Linked DNA regions of Mus musculus: region 2 is linked to region 1. Evidence: chromatin loops called from intact Hi-C (ENCODE). Cell type or tissue: heart. All regions are shown on one strand. Each heading gives the region's core, and the rest is flanking DNA. Links, peaks and the distances in the headings are about the cores only.

Evidence for each region. Hi-C counts contacts between places; a loop is a spot of excess contacts. Peaks named below come from ENCODE experiments on the same cell type or tissue, not always from the same donor. Only the 100,000 strongest peaks of a DNase experiment are listed, where the experiment ranks them.
Region 2: it touches region 1 in a loop (5-fold over the local background); 4 of 42 quality-filtered maps call a loop at or near these places.

The regions. Positions count from the first base shown.
Region 1 is chr3:100,965,993-100,973,855 of GRCm38, forward strand. Ttf2 (transcription termination factor, RNA polymerase II) reads right to left here and starts at 3,671. Exons shown (of 23, transcript NM_001013026.2): 1 at 3,628-3,671; 2 at 3,441-3,543; 3 at 1,014-1,100. The coding sequence starts at 3,655. In heart, for the core only: a CTCF peak has its summit at 5,784 (motif pointing right); a DNase peak (open chromatin) is centred at 3,749; H3K4me3 peaks cover 1,501 bases; H3K27ac peaks cover 1,272 bases.
Region 2 is chr3:100,912,831-100,920,693 of GRCm38, forward strand. Gm40108 (a long non-coding RNA gene) reads left to right here. Exons shown (of 3, transcript XR_867505.1): 3 at 1,980-2,390. Among named protein-coding and RNA genes, the nearest start is that of Trim45, 5.7 kb to the right of the region's middle. In heart, for the core only: a CTCF peak has its summit at 4,115 (motif pointing right); no DNase peak of the experiment used is centred there.

The sequences.
Region 1 (7,863 bases), core at 1,711-6,710:
TATATTTGATATGCAAACACAACGATCCCACATTTCCAGCACAATCTTGAAGAAGCTGGAAGACAGACTATTTCATATAACAACCACACAGAACATGTAAATGAAGCAACGGACAAAAACTAACCACCTCAGGCACGGACACAAACTTAGGGTCAGTTTTTTTTTTTTTTTTTTTTAACAAGGATGCCAAGTATTTCGATAGCCTTTGATTGGGGACAGAGACTTAGAACACATAAATTCTAAAACATAGACTATTACATAAAAACCATCATGTGTGTATAACCCCTGCCTTCTTGGCCAAACCACCAAGCCAATTCTTGAAGTGGTCATGTTATGTCACGCCTTGGTATCCCAATGCAATGTGTTCCTTTAAAAGACTATCTAATGACTGGTAACTTTCTATTTACCCTTTAATATTCATGACGAATAACTTCTCCCATCTATATGGACTTCCCTGCTCTTCCCAAGGAAAACTGCACTTTACTGAGTCTTACTTAGCATGTTAGACCTTTTCCCTTTTTCTATTACCAGAATAGAAAGTTGACAAGGTTGATGTTATTAGCAACTGAACAGCAGGGGGGGAACTGGCTGCTCAGGGTAGCTCAGTCAGTATTTGGGGCACTGGTTGTCAACCTTAACACCGTGACCCTTTAATACAGTTCCTCATGTTGAGATAACCTCAATCATAAAATTATTTTTGTTGATACTTCATAACTGTAATTGTGCTACTGTTATGAATCATAATGTAAATATCTGATATGTGACCCCTGTGAAAGGGTCAAGACCCGAGACCCACAGGTTTGGAATTGCCAACAAGGTAGCTAGATGATGATCAGCATGTACAACAAAGGGTTTCAGTAATGACCTTTAAAGAACAAAATCCCTTATTTTTAAAAAATTAAAAACAAACAAACAAAAAAAACTATGACTGTAACTCTTTCAAGATTGGGGGTGTGTGTGTGTATGTGTGGATATGTGTGTGTGTGTGGGGGGGGGTTCCTCTGGACACTCACCTCCATTCTTTCTTGTCCTGTGGTAGAAACAAACCCTGAAGCTCGACCACAAACTCCTCATGCAATAAACAGTGAGAAACAGGAATACTAGAAGAGAAGAATACAATAAAATAACTTTATTAGAAGACAAGAAATAGAGAGAGGTCAACAGTCTGAAGTCAAATCCAAGCTTGAATTTTTATTTTTATTTACATATTTGGAGACAGAGTCTCACTGAGTAGCCCTGGCTGGCCTGGGAGTCACTACCTAGACCAGTGTGGCCTCAGACTTGCAGCAATCCTTCTTCTGCCTCTTGAGTCCTAGGATCACAGGTGTGTGCCACCACACCCAGCCCAGCCACAGATGTTACACCAAGGTGTCCTGGGTTTGTAAGTCCCACAGATGGTTGGTTACCTGTGTGGCTTCCTGAGGAAAGGATCCATAGTCTTTCCCTCTTCTCACTTTCTAAACCAAAGCATGGCCATAATTATTATTATTGTTATTATTTTGGTTGTTTGAGACAGGGTTTCTCTGTGTAGCCCTGGCTGTCCTGGAACTCACTCTGTATTTTTTTCTTCCTGACTGTCCTATGATGCCCACATTGCAACCCTCCCAGGGATGGCTTATAGTCTAAGGCAGGCTATAGGGCAGGCCTGCTGTGACTTCTCCTCAGGTTCTCCCATTACCCTTTATCCATTAATACCCTATTAGGTGCCACGTGCTGTTACTCACGTGTCTCCCTCTTACAATAACTTACTCATGTGCTGCTTGCCTGGCATAAAATCTTAAATGTCCCTCCTTATTACTTATAGAAGAAAAATATGTGAACAGGTTTGAGTGAAGGTCTAAAGCATTCTCCCGTGACTTGTAAAACTGTCTGCAGTCTGCTCCTCAGACACACTGCAAGCCTCGAGTGAAAGTACTGTACTAGTCTGTATTGCAGTGTAGCCATGTAAGTGACACACTGTTTAAGAATCTTCACTCTCTTTTTCAAGATTGATTTATTTCTATTTTATGTTTAGGGATATTTTGCCTGCATGTGTGTCTATACACCAAGTACATGCTGGGCCTTCAGAGGCCAGAAGTGGGCACCCGATCCCCTGGAACTGAAGTTATAGACATTTGACAGCCCCTAAGTGGGTGCTGGAAATTGAAGCTAGGGCCTCTGGAAGAACAGCCAGTGCTCTTAAAGGTTGGCCCATCTCTCCAGTCCACAAGAACATTTCTTTTAATGTTGAAACAAACCTAAGACCAACATTGATGCACAATTCCTATAAACATGAGCACACATGTGTCTTAAAACATTTGAGCAGGGTACCAAATCTCAGTATATTTAGAAACATTATCTATATAATATTTCTAGAAATAAATAGTAAATTCTGGTACAAAGTGGAGACACAAATCATACAAGTTATTCCAGTACTACTATTCATTAGTATATTACTAATATTCATTAGTATATTAGTATAGCTATGATACTGAAAAAAAAATAACCATGCTCTACAAAGTCCAGCTGAATAGAGAGCAGGGAGAAATGTTAAATGACACCACAGTGTAATTTCACTTCGAGAATGTCAACACCCGGTATGTTAAGATTGTCACACTTGCCGGGCGGTGGTGGCGCACGACTTTAATCCCAGCACTTGGGAGGCAGAGGCAGGCGGATTTCTGAGTTCGAGGCCAGCCTGGTCTACAGAGTGAGTTCCAGGACAGCCAGGGCTATACAGAGAAACCCTGTCTGGGAAAAAAAAAAAAAAAAAAAAAGATTGTCACACTTGACTTTCCTCACTTTAGACAAGATGCTTGAGGTTTCTAGGTCTCAGCTTTCACATCTGCAGAACCTGCGATCCACATCAACCTCTGATGTTTCTTTCAGCACTAACTCCCTACAGCAGCGGTTCTCAACCTTCCTAATACCCGTTACAACAGTTATGGTGACCCCAATCATAAAATCATTCCCATTGCTACTTTATAACTGTAATTTTTGCCGTTTTGAATCGCAATGTAAAAATATCTGATTTGCAGGATAACTGAAATGCAACCCCTGTGAAAGCGTCCTTAGATCCTGAAGGTCGTGACCCGCAGGTTGAGAAACACTGCCCTAAAGACTCTGGCTCTCTCTGGGTTGTTAACGTCATGCCACTAGATGAAGGAGAAAAGCTTGTGTCTAATTAACATGTTTTAACCTTAAACGTAAAATTTAAATGGCGACCTAAAATTGGTACAAGACTAGCAAATTAATTCCCATGTCCACTGTTTGTTTACACTTTTTAGAGGGAGCAGAAAGGATGCCGGGGCAAAGGGGAGTGGCTAAGTAAGGCCAGACAGGTGCCTAGAAACTTGAAGCAGACTCTAGAAGGATCGGAGTGTGGGTGAGTCCGCGTCCCAAGGCAGCTGAAGTGACCAGGCTGGGTCACTCCGTGTAACCGGGCCGGGCTGGAGACTCACTCGGTGGCCTGCACGAAGCCGCATGTGTTCGTCCGGCACACGTAGAAGCTCTTTCCCTTATTCGGGCCATCGCGGACGCCGGTCTTTAAGAAGCAGGCGTCCCCTGAGGAAACAAGAAGGTCAGCATCGGCCACTCCAAGCCAGTCCCACAGTCCCCGGGAGGGAAATCCCGAGACTGAGGCCTTACCGTGCTCCGGACACTTAACCAGGTCCATACCGCAGCCAGGAAGCCCTGGCCCGCCGGGTTTCCGTCTTTGACTCCGCCCCGTCCCGCCCACCACAACACTCCACCAATCAAGCGGGAGAGTCTCTCACTTTCAACCAATTACAGTCTCCCTCAGGCTTGGCGCGCTCTGAAATCAAACTTGGAGTGAGGAGGCGTGGCTGAGCTCCAGTGAGGACGCCGGCATGCTCCCTGGCTTGGGGAAAGCAGGACTTGGAGAGAAGTGGACGAGGCTGAGCTTGGGAGACTCCAGAGGAACCACTAGACCCAGAGGGAGCCAGAGCCGCTTGCCTGCTCGGGAAGCAGCCACTGTGGGCGGGAACACTTCAACTTGAGGCGGCCAAAAGGCGGGAGCATCCCTTAAAACTTTGGGAATCTACTGCATAGTCTGTAATAAGCACAAAGACTCCCTTAGGACCCCGGGCAACCTTTAAATGAGTGCAGGGCGTCCACGGGGTCACCAAAGATTGAACATCTGCACAGATCTCAGTTCCAGGTTCCGCGCTCTTTGAGTCTTAGGCTGCCTTCCCCTGGTGAGGTTCTAAGGACCGCCTGGTGTGGACGCCCTGGGTCTGAGAGAAGAACCTGAGGGCAATACAAGACCTTGCGTGCTTACTAATTTTACATTGTGTGTTTTGCATTGTCAAACCTTTTGAACTTATTTTGCATTTGTACTTTTAAAAAACCGAGAGTGACGCATGGTGGCGCACGCCTTTAATCCCAGCACTTGGAAGGCAGAGGCAGGCAGATTTCTGAGTTCAATGCCAGTCTGGTCTACAAAGTGAGTTCCAGGACAGCCAGGGCTACACAGAGAAACCCTGTCTCGAAAAACCAAAAAGAAAAAAAAAAAGAAAGAAAAGGAAAGGAAAGAACTTGTAATGGATTCTTTCAGTGAGCAGAAGGTGAGGAATGACTATCGGAGCTTGGCTGCAATAGCCATGACTTCATATTTCAGCAGTTGAAGATCATGTGTCTTGGAGTGGCACACACAACTGCTATGAGGACAGAAAAGCTGCAATGTCTAAGAAGTCTGGGCTATATGGAGGCTGTAAATGTTTTAGGAGTTCAGAGTCCAGACAGTCCCGAGGTATCATTTATGAATTAAGCAGTTCTTACTAAATAGCTTTTTTGGTGTCCCAAGAGGAGTAGGTGTTTGAGAAATATAAAGTTCATTTAATGCATACATTTAAAGCAACTGTTCTAACCACAAGGGGCTTACTGAGTGGAAGAAGCTGAACTAGCCTCTACCTAATGCTTAAATAAATATAAAATAGTATATAAATGTCAAGATGAATGGAGTCAGCAGCAAACCCCGGAGAGCTTGAGAGAGAGATGAATTTCCAAGTGCACGCAGTGTGGCACGCCCCACCCCAGTTCTCCAGTGAAAGTTTATACAAACAGATTTTCTTTATTCCTAGATTGCAATTCCAAGATCTGTATTATATGCATGTGAAGTGGATACCATCTGAGGAGGTGGAGACCACAAACACTAAGGTTTGGGGAAAGAGGACCACGGTGATTCTTGTAGTGAGAATTTTGGTTTCTTTAAAAAAACACAGAAATATAAAGAATGTTTTGTTTGTTTGTTTGTTTGTTTTAACCCCAGGTGGGGCTGCTTCAGATTGTCCACAGCAGCTGACTGTAATTTGCCTCATGCTCTAACAGGGGTGTGGTTTTGCCAGCTGCAGATGGTTTCTGAGAGTGTGTGGAATTCTGGGGACTCTTCAGAGGGTATATAAATACTAGGGCCTGATACTAGGAACTGATTGGCTGCTCAGCGGTTGGATGCTGTTGACTGTGATTTGTTAAGCAGTTGTGTGCAAAGAGATGAAAAGAAGAAATTAGATATGATGGTGAAGAAGCTCAAACTTGCCCCAAGAAACTCGACGCCCCTAATCAGCAGGAAGTTGTCTAACAATAATGTCACCCCTTTCCCCCTCTGCCCTTTTGTCTTTTCTACCTAGTGTTAGGGGGTGGAAAGGAGAGGGGTGGAAAAGAGTGGAATTTTAAAAAATTCACAAAGTACCCAAAAGTCTGGTGATATCTCTCTATATAGATATAGATATAGATAGATATATATCTCCCTCTTTTCCATGTATGCCTACAGGCCAGAAGAGGGCACCAGATCTCATTATAGGTGGTTATGAGCCACCATGTGGTTGCTGGGATTTGAACTCATACAGCAAGAGCTCTTAATCTCGGAGGCATTTCTCCAGCCCCAGGTTACAGGTTCTTTCCTGCACAAGATGACTTTGAGACTAGACAAAGTCCAGGTCTCAAATGCGTCATTCCAGACACCATTTCCTCTGAAGCTGCTCAGCCGCCTTGCACACATCCAGTAAGTAAAAATGGACACAGATAACATACAGCAAGGAAAAATGTTCCTTCTAGAAATCTAGGATGTGCTAAATAAAAACGTTTAGACCCCGGATCATATTAACAGGGGTGGTTTTGGACCAGTGGGACAGCCAAGCAAGTACAGGTTTTGTGCATATATAGTTCATATATGTTCTTAGCCTGAAAACATCTGGAGAGACCTCTGAGAATGAACTGTATATAAATTTCTATTTGGAATGAAGCAGAGGATGTAAGTTTTGGGTTTCTTAATAGCCTTGTCATACTCAGAACAAATGTTTGAGTAAATCCTAAATCTAGATGTTTTAAATGTACAAGTTAACAATAGAAATTATTGACTTATGGGCTGGCCTAAACACAGTTTATGTTGGAATTTGTAGCTGGATTGTGACAGTGACTGCACTTGAACTAAAAAAAAGCTATGTTTGTTTGTTTAGAGATAGAGTCTTAGGATTAACTCAACCTGGTCTTGAACTGGGTATGTTTCCCAGGCTGACTTTCAAAATACAATTCTCCTGCCTCAGCTTCCTATATGATGAGTTTATAGGCATGCATCTCCATGCTTGATTTAGAATAGGTGACTTTTATGAGAACTAAATTGGGTCTCAAGAGAGCTGGGGTTTTTTGTTTGCTTGTTTTCTTTTAAGATTTATTTATTTATTATATGTAAGTATACTGTAGCTGTCTTCAGACACTTCTCTCACTCCAGCCTGGCTGGCTCTGGCCCAAAGATGTATTTATATGAGTACACTGTTGCTGTCTTCAGACACCCCAGAAGAGGGCATCAGATCTCATTACGGATGGTTGTGAGCCACCATGTGGTTGCTGGGATTTGAACTCAGGACCTCTAGAAGAGCATTTAGTGCTCTTAACCGCTGAGCCATCTCTGTAAGTGGTGCTGGAAGCTTCCGTGTGGAAAGTAAATGGTAGGCATACCAACATGCTGAGTAAATAGCCTAGTGGCTGAAGAACTTGGTAGTAGACACACTTTACTCACAATCGGTGGTGACCCTGAAGCAGATGGGTTTCCTAATCTGTGAATCCAGGACAATACACTCATGTTAGTTATTGAGGAATTGAAAGCAAGTATACTCAGCACCATGCTGGCTGACACACGTCAGCCTCATTGGGCACTCCTTAGAGGTGAGAGGGTGCGCTCCGACACTAACCCCTTAACACCCCTGTCAGCATCATTTTTAAAAGTATCCAGCAATTTAAAATTCAAGCCAGTTGTCAGATTCTAGTAGCTCTGCAAGTCTCATTTATTGTATATGAGGGTTTCTAGCCAGCTGTCAGTTCTAAGTATCCTATTCTGTGGGGTAGGGGTGAGGAGACAGTGCCAGGATGCCTTGAGCATGCTAAGTTAGTACTGAATCACTGAGTACCACCCCATCCAGCACCCGATTTTCTGAAACTCTCGGGCATTTTGATTGTTGCAAACGGAGAGCCTCATTCTAACTGGCATGTGACAGATCTTTGCCCTGCAGCACATTCTGAGAAGGGAAGTTGTCAAATCTCAGCTTTCTCTGAGGTGTGTTGTAAGATGAGGGCTGTTATTTAGTGCTCACAACTACCCTAGCAACACGCGTTCTTTATTCCTAGGTTTAAAGATTTAACATAGTCAGGTCTGGTGGCTCACACCTGTAACCCCAGCATGAAGGAGGATTGCCTTGAGTTAAAGGCAAACTACATAGAGAGACCAAGCTAGCCTGAGTTACACAGCTAGATGTGTAGGATATCGTCTCAAAAAATAGTGTGCTAAAATTATTATAATTATAATTATTATTATTAATTTTGGTTTTTTTGAGGCAGGGGTTCATTTTGTAGCCCTGATTGCCCTAGAAC
Region 2 (7,863 bases), core at 1,767-6,766, 53 kb before region 1:
TAAGCAAGACTGGCAGACTTCCTGTTACCAGTGAGTCTGTGCTGGGCTCATAACGTACAAGTTCCTTATGCCTTTCCCTATGAAAGTTTAGAAATCATGCATGGTAAGTTTTAGGACATATGAATTTTATTTTGTTTTTTTAAAGATAGGCTTTCTCTGTGTAGCTCTGGCTGTTCTGAAACCCACTCTGTAGATCAGGCTGGCCTCAAACTCAAATATCTTCTTGCCTCTGCCTCCCTCATGCTGTTATTAAAGGTGTGCACCACCATAGCCTGGCTAATACATGAATATTTTAACAAACAATATGTGAATATTTTAAACAAAAATGTTAACAAAAATGTCAGATTTCAGACTTGAGCCTACATAATGAGTTATATATATTCTTCTAAATTGTTGGCTTGTTTAACAAACACATTTTCTCAATAAAAATGTATATTATACATATGCATACACACATACAGTCATGTACATCCACCCTTTCACATATGCACACAGGCATATATACACATACACATAATACACATACATACATACATATACACACACACACACACACACACACACACACACACACACACACACACTCACTCACTCATCCCTTGGTGAAGAATTGTTTCCAAGGTGCTCTGTAAATACCAAGAGCTACACATAACCAAAACCCCTTGTCTAGAGTGTACAGAGTTTGCATTTCATTCTCCTGTGTAGTTTTAGTTGTTTCTAAATTATTTATAATATAATATAATAATATCACATATACCATGCAACTGCTAAGTGGTTGCTGTACTGTATTGTCTGGAGAGTAAGAAACATATAATGTTAGCACAGATTAATATATTTTTAAATTTTATTTTTATTTATATTGATGTTTTGCCTACATATATGTATGCTCACTATGTGTGTGCCTGGTGCTCTTGGAAGCAAGAGAATGCCAGGTCTCCTGGAACTGTTTTTTACAGATGGCTGTGAGCTGCCATGTGGGTGCTGGGAACCAAATCCACGTTCTCTGGAAGAGCAGCAAGGGCTCTTCACCATCAGACCGTCTCTCCAGCCCAAGTGATTATATTGATTGCAGAGCGTAGGTTTCCAGTAGGACACCTCCATGCATACATAATTTGATCCTCGTCGCCTCTTCTAGTCACTCTTTATCCTGCCTCCCGCTCTTCCCTCATTTCTTTCTCACATCTCTAGTGCTTTCATCTGTTTTTTTTTCCTATCTTCTACATACAAGGGAAAGCATACAATATTTGTTTTTATTTGTTTGTCTTCTTTATTTTTGAGACATATTCCCAGAAGTAGTATGGTTGGATTATATGAAACTTTTGTATTAAATATCTCAAGGAGCCTCTATACTGATTTCCACAGTGACTGAACTAATTTAATTTACATTTCCACTAGCAGTGAACAAGGTTTTTTTTTTTTTTTCTTTTCTTTCATTTTTTTTTGTTTTGGTTTGTTATTGATTTGTTTTGCTTGTTTGTTCAGAACAGAGTTTCTCTGTGTAGACCTTGCTGTCCAGGAACTCTCTCTGTAGACCAGGTTGGCCTCGAACTCACAGAGATCTGCCTGCCTCTCTGGAGTTCTGGGATTAATAGTGTGCACCACTACTGCCTGGCTTGTTTGTCTTTTTGATGACTGAGGTGAGATAGAACCTCGATGTAGTTGGTCTGCATTTCCCTGATAGCTAAGGGTGTTGACTATTGTTCATGTGTTTGCATGTAGCTTGTACACAGGTGCGTGTTCACGTGTATATCTTCACTTAAAAGTGTGCTCATTTCCACTGCTCATTTATTGATTGAATGAATTGGTCTCTTGTCCTCCTTTTCAGGTCTGTATGTATGATAGCCGTGACTCCCATTAGGTTAATACTCGGCGAGGATTTTCCTCTTATTCTGTGGGCTGCCTCTTTACGCCATTGTCCTCTGCTGTAGAGAAGCCTTTTAGTCCAGTGCATCTTTATCAGTTCTTACTCTTACTTCCAGGACTCCTGGAGCCCGATGCAGAAAGCCATTGCTTAACACCTACAACCGGAAGAAGTTCCAGAGTTCCAGGTCTTACATCCAGGCCCTATGTCAATTTGAGTTGGTTTCTGAACAGGGTGAGAGATAAGGACCTAGTGTTGCTCTCTAACTTCCTTAATATCACTGTTGCAGAACGCTGCCCTTTTTTTCCAATGAATGTTTTGGTTCCTTTGTCAAGAGCCAGACGGGTGCAGCCACATGGGCTTATATCTACGCTGTATGGGTCTGCAGTGGTACCATGCTGCTTTCGTTACTTGGCTGTAGCAGACTTGTGCAGCCTCCGGAATTGCACCTTTTAATCAGGACTGCTTTAGCTGCTTAGATCTCTTGTACTTCCACAAGTTTTAGGATTAAATGTTTTCTTTATGTGAAGAATGTCATTGGAGTTTTTATGAGTGTTACATTGACTATATTGCTTTTGGTAAGGCAGCCATCTTAACACTATCGATTCTGCCAACCTGTGAGTATGGGAGGTCTCTCAATTAGTCTTTGCCCATATTGACATGCCATCCTGACAAGGAGCAAGCCATGAAACTAACCAGGGCAAAAGTGGACCACACCAAAGGTCCAATTTAAAACAACATTTTCACCGGGCATGGTGGCACACGTCTTTAATCCCAGCACTTGGGAGGAAGAGGCAGATGGATTTCTGAGTTCGAGGCCAGCCTGGTCTACAAAGTGAGTTCCAGGACAGCCAAGGATACACAGAGAAACCCTGTCTCGAAAAACAAAAACAAAAACAAAAACAAAACAAAAAACAAACAAAAAAACCAACCAAACAAACAAACAACCCCAACATTTTCCAAATTAACCTCAGAAAGTGTCGAGTTTACTAAAGTCAAGTACTAAAGGAATCCTGACAGGGAAAACAGCTTGTTAGGTTAAAAAGCAGTGTTTACTGGGAGCACAAAGTATGCTTTGTGACCAATTCTTTTTTTTTGTTTTGTTTTTGTTTTTTTAAGATTTATTTATTTATTATATGTAAGTACATTGTAGCTGTTTTCAGACACTCCAGAAGAGGGCATCAGATTTCACTAGGGATGGTTGTGAGCCACCATGTGGTTGCTGGGATTTGAACTCGGGACCTTTGGAAGAGCAGTCGGCACTCTTAACCACTGAGCCATCTCGCCAGCCTTGTGACCAATTCTTTACCACATCAGCTTGAGCACTCCAGAACTGTGGCTTCAATTTTAATGACAAGCATTGACACCACACATAATATGAAATCTGACTTCTAAATGCATTTGTTATTTTCCTTATATTATTCATTTTAGTCAATTATATATTTTTTAATGTGGAAGATATGTGCAACTAATATAATCAAAACACATTTATCCATGTTGTTAAAAGAAAATATATAATCTTCCAGATACCTTTTAAAAATATTTATTCTCGAGAAAGATGAATAGTGAGCTCCTGTGTGATGACCACATAAAGGGAGTTCACAGAAGGACATGAGCGAGTGTAAATGAAGCGTCCACAGTGTGAGACTGACACTTTCTGACTGCGTCAACCGGAGTCTATGTGGGGACCATGACAGACACTTGCCAGTCAACAGAAGTCAAATCCAAAGGGTGAAACGTCAAAAATAAGACCATGAAGACTTTTTCTACAAGAGCAGGTAGGTAAGTTACAGTGGGGCCGATGCCTTGTGTAGTTTGAGTCCAGCCTTCGCCTCTATGGAGAGCTTGAAAACTGACATCATTCTAACTGTCTAACTGTCACCTTCTCAAGGTTGGAAGCTGCCCATTTATCACCAAGAGTCAGTATCGGGGAACTATTTAATGCCTGTTGTCTCTCATAATTACATCACCTCATAATCTATTCCTGCCTTCGTTGCTTCCCTCTTTCCTTCCTTTCTTTAATGACCTTGAACCTGCTATTCCTGCCTCCACTTCCCAAGGGCTGGGATTATTGGCAAGTGCCATGCCTGGCTCAGCAGTGAATTTTTAAATAAGCCAAACTATCTAGAACTTGCTGAGTCCTGGAGCCTGTTCAACCCCTTCCTTCCCTGTCTCAGCCCAATTTTAATTTTTTTATTATAAAGAGCTAAACAAAGTTATTGGTGCTTCTATTTTCATACAAGCTAATCCCACTAGATGGCACTAAAGAGTCGCATGTTAGGAATCGGGCCGTGCTAACCTCAGAAACAAAAATAAGCTATCTGAACTAGCAATGCATTTCCCCGATGATTTGTACTGATATTATGATTTTCTAGATATGAACCACAAGTCTCAACCTCTTATTCGTTATAGGATACGGTGTGTTTCAGACCCTGTGGCCCATGTTAGCAATGCAGCAGTGAGACAGGAGCCCACGTGGTTAGAGGTTTGATGAACAGCATTGTCCAGAGGATCTGAGTTCAGTTCCCAGCACCTACTGGGTGGCTTACAAGCACTTGTAACTCCAGCTCCATAGGATCTGATGCCCCTGCCCTTGTAGGGCATCTGTACTCGTGTGCACATACCCACATAATTTTTAAAAAAAAAAAAATTTTTTTTTAAGTGAAGGGGCATTGTAATGGCAGAAGGCAGCATCAGGGGAGAAGCAGTTGGTAGTTGGTTATGCACACTTTTAATCCCAGCAGTGAGGCAGGCAGATACCTGTGAGGTCAAGGTCAGCCTACATATCAAGTTGCAGGCCAGCCAGGGCTACATAGTAAAAGAAAGAGGAAGAAAATTGAGATGCATAGTGTTCTAGTTTGGCTTTCTGTTGCTTTGATAAAACACTAATAAAAGCCAACACAGGGGGCTGGAGAGATGGCTCAGTGGTTAAAAAGCAATGGCTGCTCTTCTAGGGGACCCAAGTTCAATTCCCAGCACCTACATGGCAGCTCACAACGGTCTGTGACTTGTTCTAGAGGATCTGGCACCGTCACGGTGGCAAGCGCAGGGGAGGAGGCTTTTGCTCACAGGTCTCACAGTTTGAGACCCAGTCCATCGCAGTGGGTTAGGTATGGCAGCCTAGTGGCTCTCAGCACTGGCAGGGGTAGGAGGCAGCTTGCTCACAGGTCTCACAGTTTGAGACCCAGTCCATCGCAGTGGGTTAAGTATGGCAGCCTAGTGGCTCTCAGCACTGGCAGGGGTAGGAGGCAGCTTGCTCACATCTGGGCAAGTCAAGAAGCAGAGAGCACAGTGGAATTCGGGCAGCTAGAAAAATCTCAAAGCACCCCACCCAGCCACAGAGGGCCTTTTCCTCCAGCGAGTCTCTACCAACGAAAAGTTGACAATCCTCCCCACACAACACCACCAACTAGGACTGAGTGGTCAGACAATGAAGCTATGGGAGACACTCCATTCAAGCCACACTGGTCTTCTCCAGAACCTTAGCTAAAAAGAAGAGGAAAGGGCGGCTGAGGAGCACAGACAGAAGGTGAAACTGAAGTGTGAGTGTGAGAAAGATTCATAGTTAGGAGGGGATGAGGCACAAGTTGGGATGGGATTGGACATTTAGACTAGAGGTGTCAGGAGCAATCAAGGCGGAAAGGGATAGTGACTGATGGGGACAGATATGACGGTGGTGAAAGGGTAAGTCCACCAGAGCCTTTCTATCTGCTGGACGGATCACACAGCATCAGAGCCAGCCTTCCTGACCTCCCGATAGAGCATCCTCCCTTCCTGGCTCTCCTGCCCTCAGTACTGTTCCTGCCTTGGGCATTAGGAGTGGGCTGAAATCTTTAGCTACTGTATGGACCTGGCCACTTCCAGAAGTTCTGCTCTTCTGCCCCTGTGGCTTTTGTACTTCCCTGTGACTATTTGATGTCTGGAGTCCCCAGTAGGAGAAGCGATGCGTAATCATGGAGCAAGAAATGAATCAGCTCTGACAAAGGAATACAGTTAGTACATCTTAGCCATATGGTCTCAACCCATATCGTGTATCCACAAAATTCGTGGTTGAACATGGTCTTGTTAAGTTTTCTCATTATTTGAGATAACCAGTTTCTGCCTCCCTATTAACATGTCTTTATCAAATGCCTACTATGCAGGCACTGGGTTGGTTGCCAATGGTTTACTTTTTCTTCTTCTTCTTCTTCTTCTTCTTCTTCTTCTTCTTCTTCTTCTTCTTCTTCTTCTTCTTCTTCTTCTTCTTCTTCTTCTTCTTCTTCTTCTTCTTCTTGTTTTCGAGACAGGGTTTCTCTGTGTAGCCCTGTAGGCTGTCCTGGAACTCACTTTGTAGACCAGGCTGGCCTCAAACTCAGAAATCTGCCTGCCTCTGCCTCCCGAGTGCTGGGATTACAGGCGTGCGCCACCACGCCCAGCTGGTTTCCTTTATCTTAACAGAGAGACAGAAAACATATATTTGTATGCCATATCTACACACAATATACACAATCTATACATAAGTCTATATAAATATGTACACAAACATAATAAAACAATACTATAAGGTAGACAAATATCGCAACATAAATAATATAGGCAGAAGATTGATTTCCTTTAGTGTTTTTTTTTTTTTTGAGGGGTGCTCAGTATCAAATCATATCACTGTGCTAAATCTCCAAACTCACAAGGAAGCCATTAGAATACAAGCTGGAGCTTAGAAACAACAGCAAGATTCTGGGGAGGTAACAGAAAGGTCTCCTGCCACAGAAAGAAGGAGAAGTTTTAAAAATAAAGGCAGGACAAACTGACAAAGAGCAAGAAAGGTGCTTGTCAAACTTCAGGGATTACCTAAAAGTCCGGGTTTATATGTCTGTAAGGGAAACGTTTTAGAATGAAGGCTTAATGTGGTTTTACAATTAACCTGGAAGATCAAATTAGCTATTTCACAAAAGGAAGTCAACCATAATCCAGAGACTATTGTGGTACTTGAGAGAGTGATAAGGTCTTGTACCATCTTAAAATTTCTATGCACTAAGGTGTTGGCAATGCGGATGGAAAGAAACTGATGCCTGCCTGGATGTGGAAAACAAGAAAGGAAGCCAAGAAGATGATAAGATCTCAGGTTGGGAGAGTGAGCTTCCCCTTGGGAGAGTGAAACCAGAAGACTAAGAGCACAGAATGCAATGAAGAGAGAAGCCTCGAGTCACTGAAGATGGGGTTAGGCGAAGGCAACGTCCTGGAGCAGAGCTATAACAGACATTTATGACAAAAGCTCTGGGGAGGGGTTAGTCAGAACTGGAAATATAAATTGGGGACTCAGCTCTTTAAGAGGAAATACAGTGGGGGCCAACAAAGGAGCCACGAAACCACCCTGGGACACAGCAAGGGCAAACACTAACGTGGCTGAGTACTGAGAAAAGTCCAGGAATGTTGTCACTCATTCTCTACACACCAAAGAGAAAGAACAAAACATCGGTGATGAGACTAGCACAAAGTTTAAGAACCACAGTGGTGAGAGCCACCAGCGCTAATTAAGTTGAGGGGAACTGGATCAAGGGAGGGTGAGTTTTCTTTCAGGACTTCATCACAGTCCTCGGGAGAAAGAATGTGTAAAGGACTCACTGAAAAGTGTTAGCAAAATAAGGAGAGGCAGAAGAGGTTGGGAGAAAACCAGCAATCAATGGCGTGAGAAAGGAGAGAAGATGCATAGACTTTTAAGTAGAACGGAAAGATGTTCTCCAGATAGCCCCATCTTCTCTCTCCATGGAAGGCAGGTAGGGATTTGATGTGCAAGAAGCTGAGAAAGGGAAGGACAGAGGGGACTGGGCAGAATCTTAGGCATGACATCTTAAGACTGTTGTTCCCATCCCAGATGCTAGCTTGGGTTGACCACTCGACCCCTCCCAGGCAGCTCTATTATAAGCTGTTGGGAGATTAAATGAGATAATGCATATAAATTATACAGCACTCCTCCAACAGAGAAGTCAGAATACACCCTATGGGAAATATAATATATGGCATGA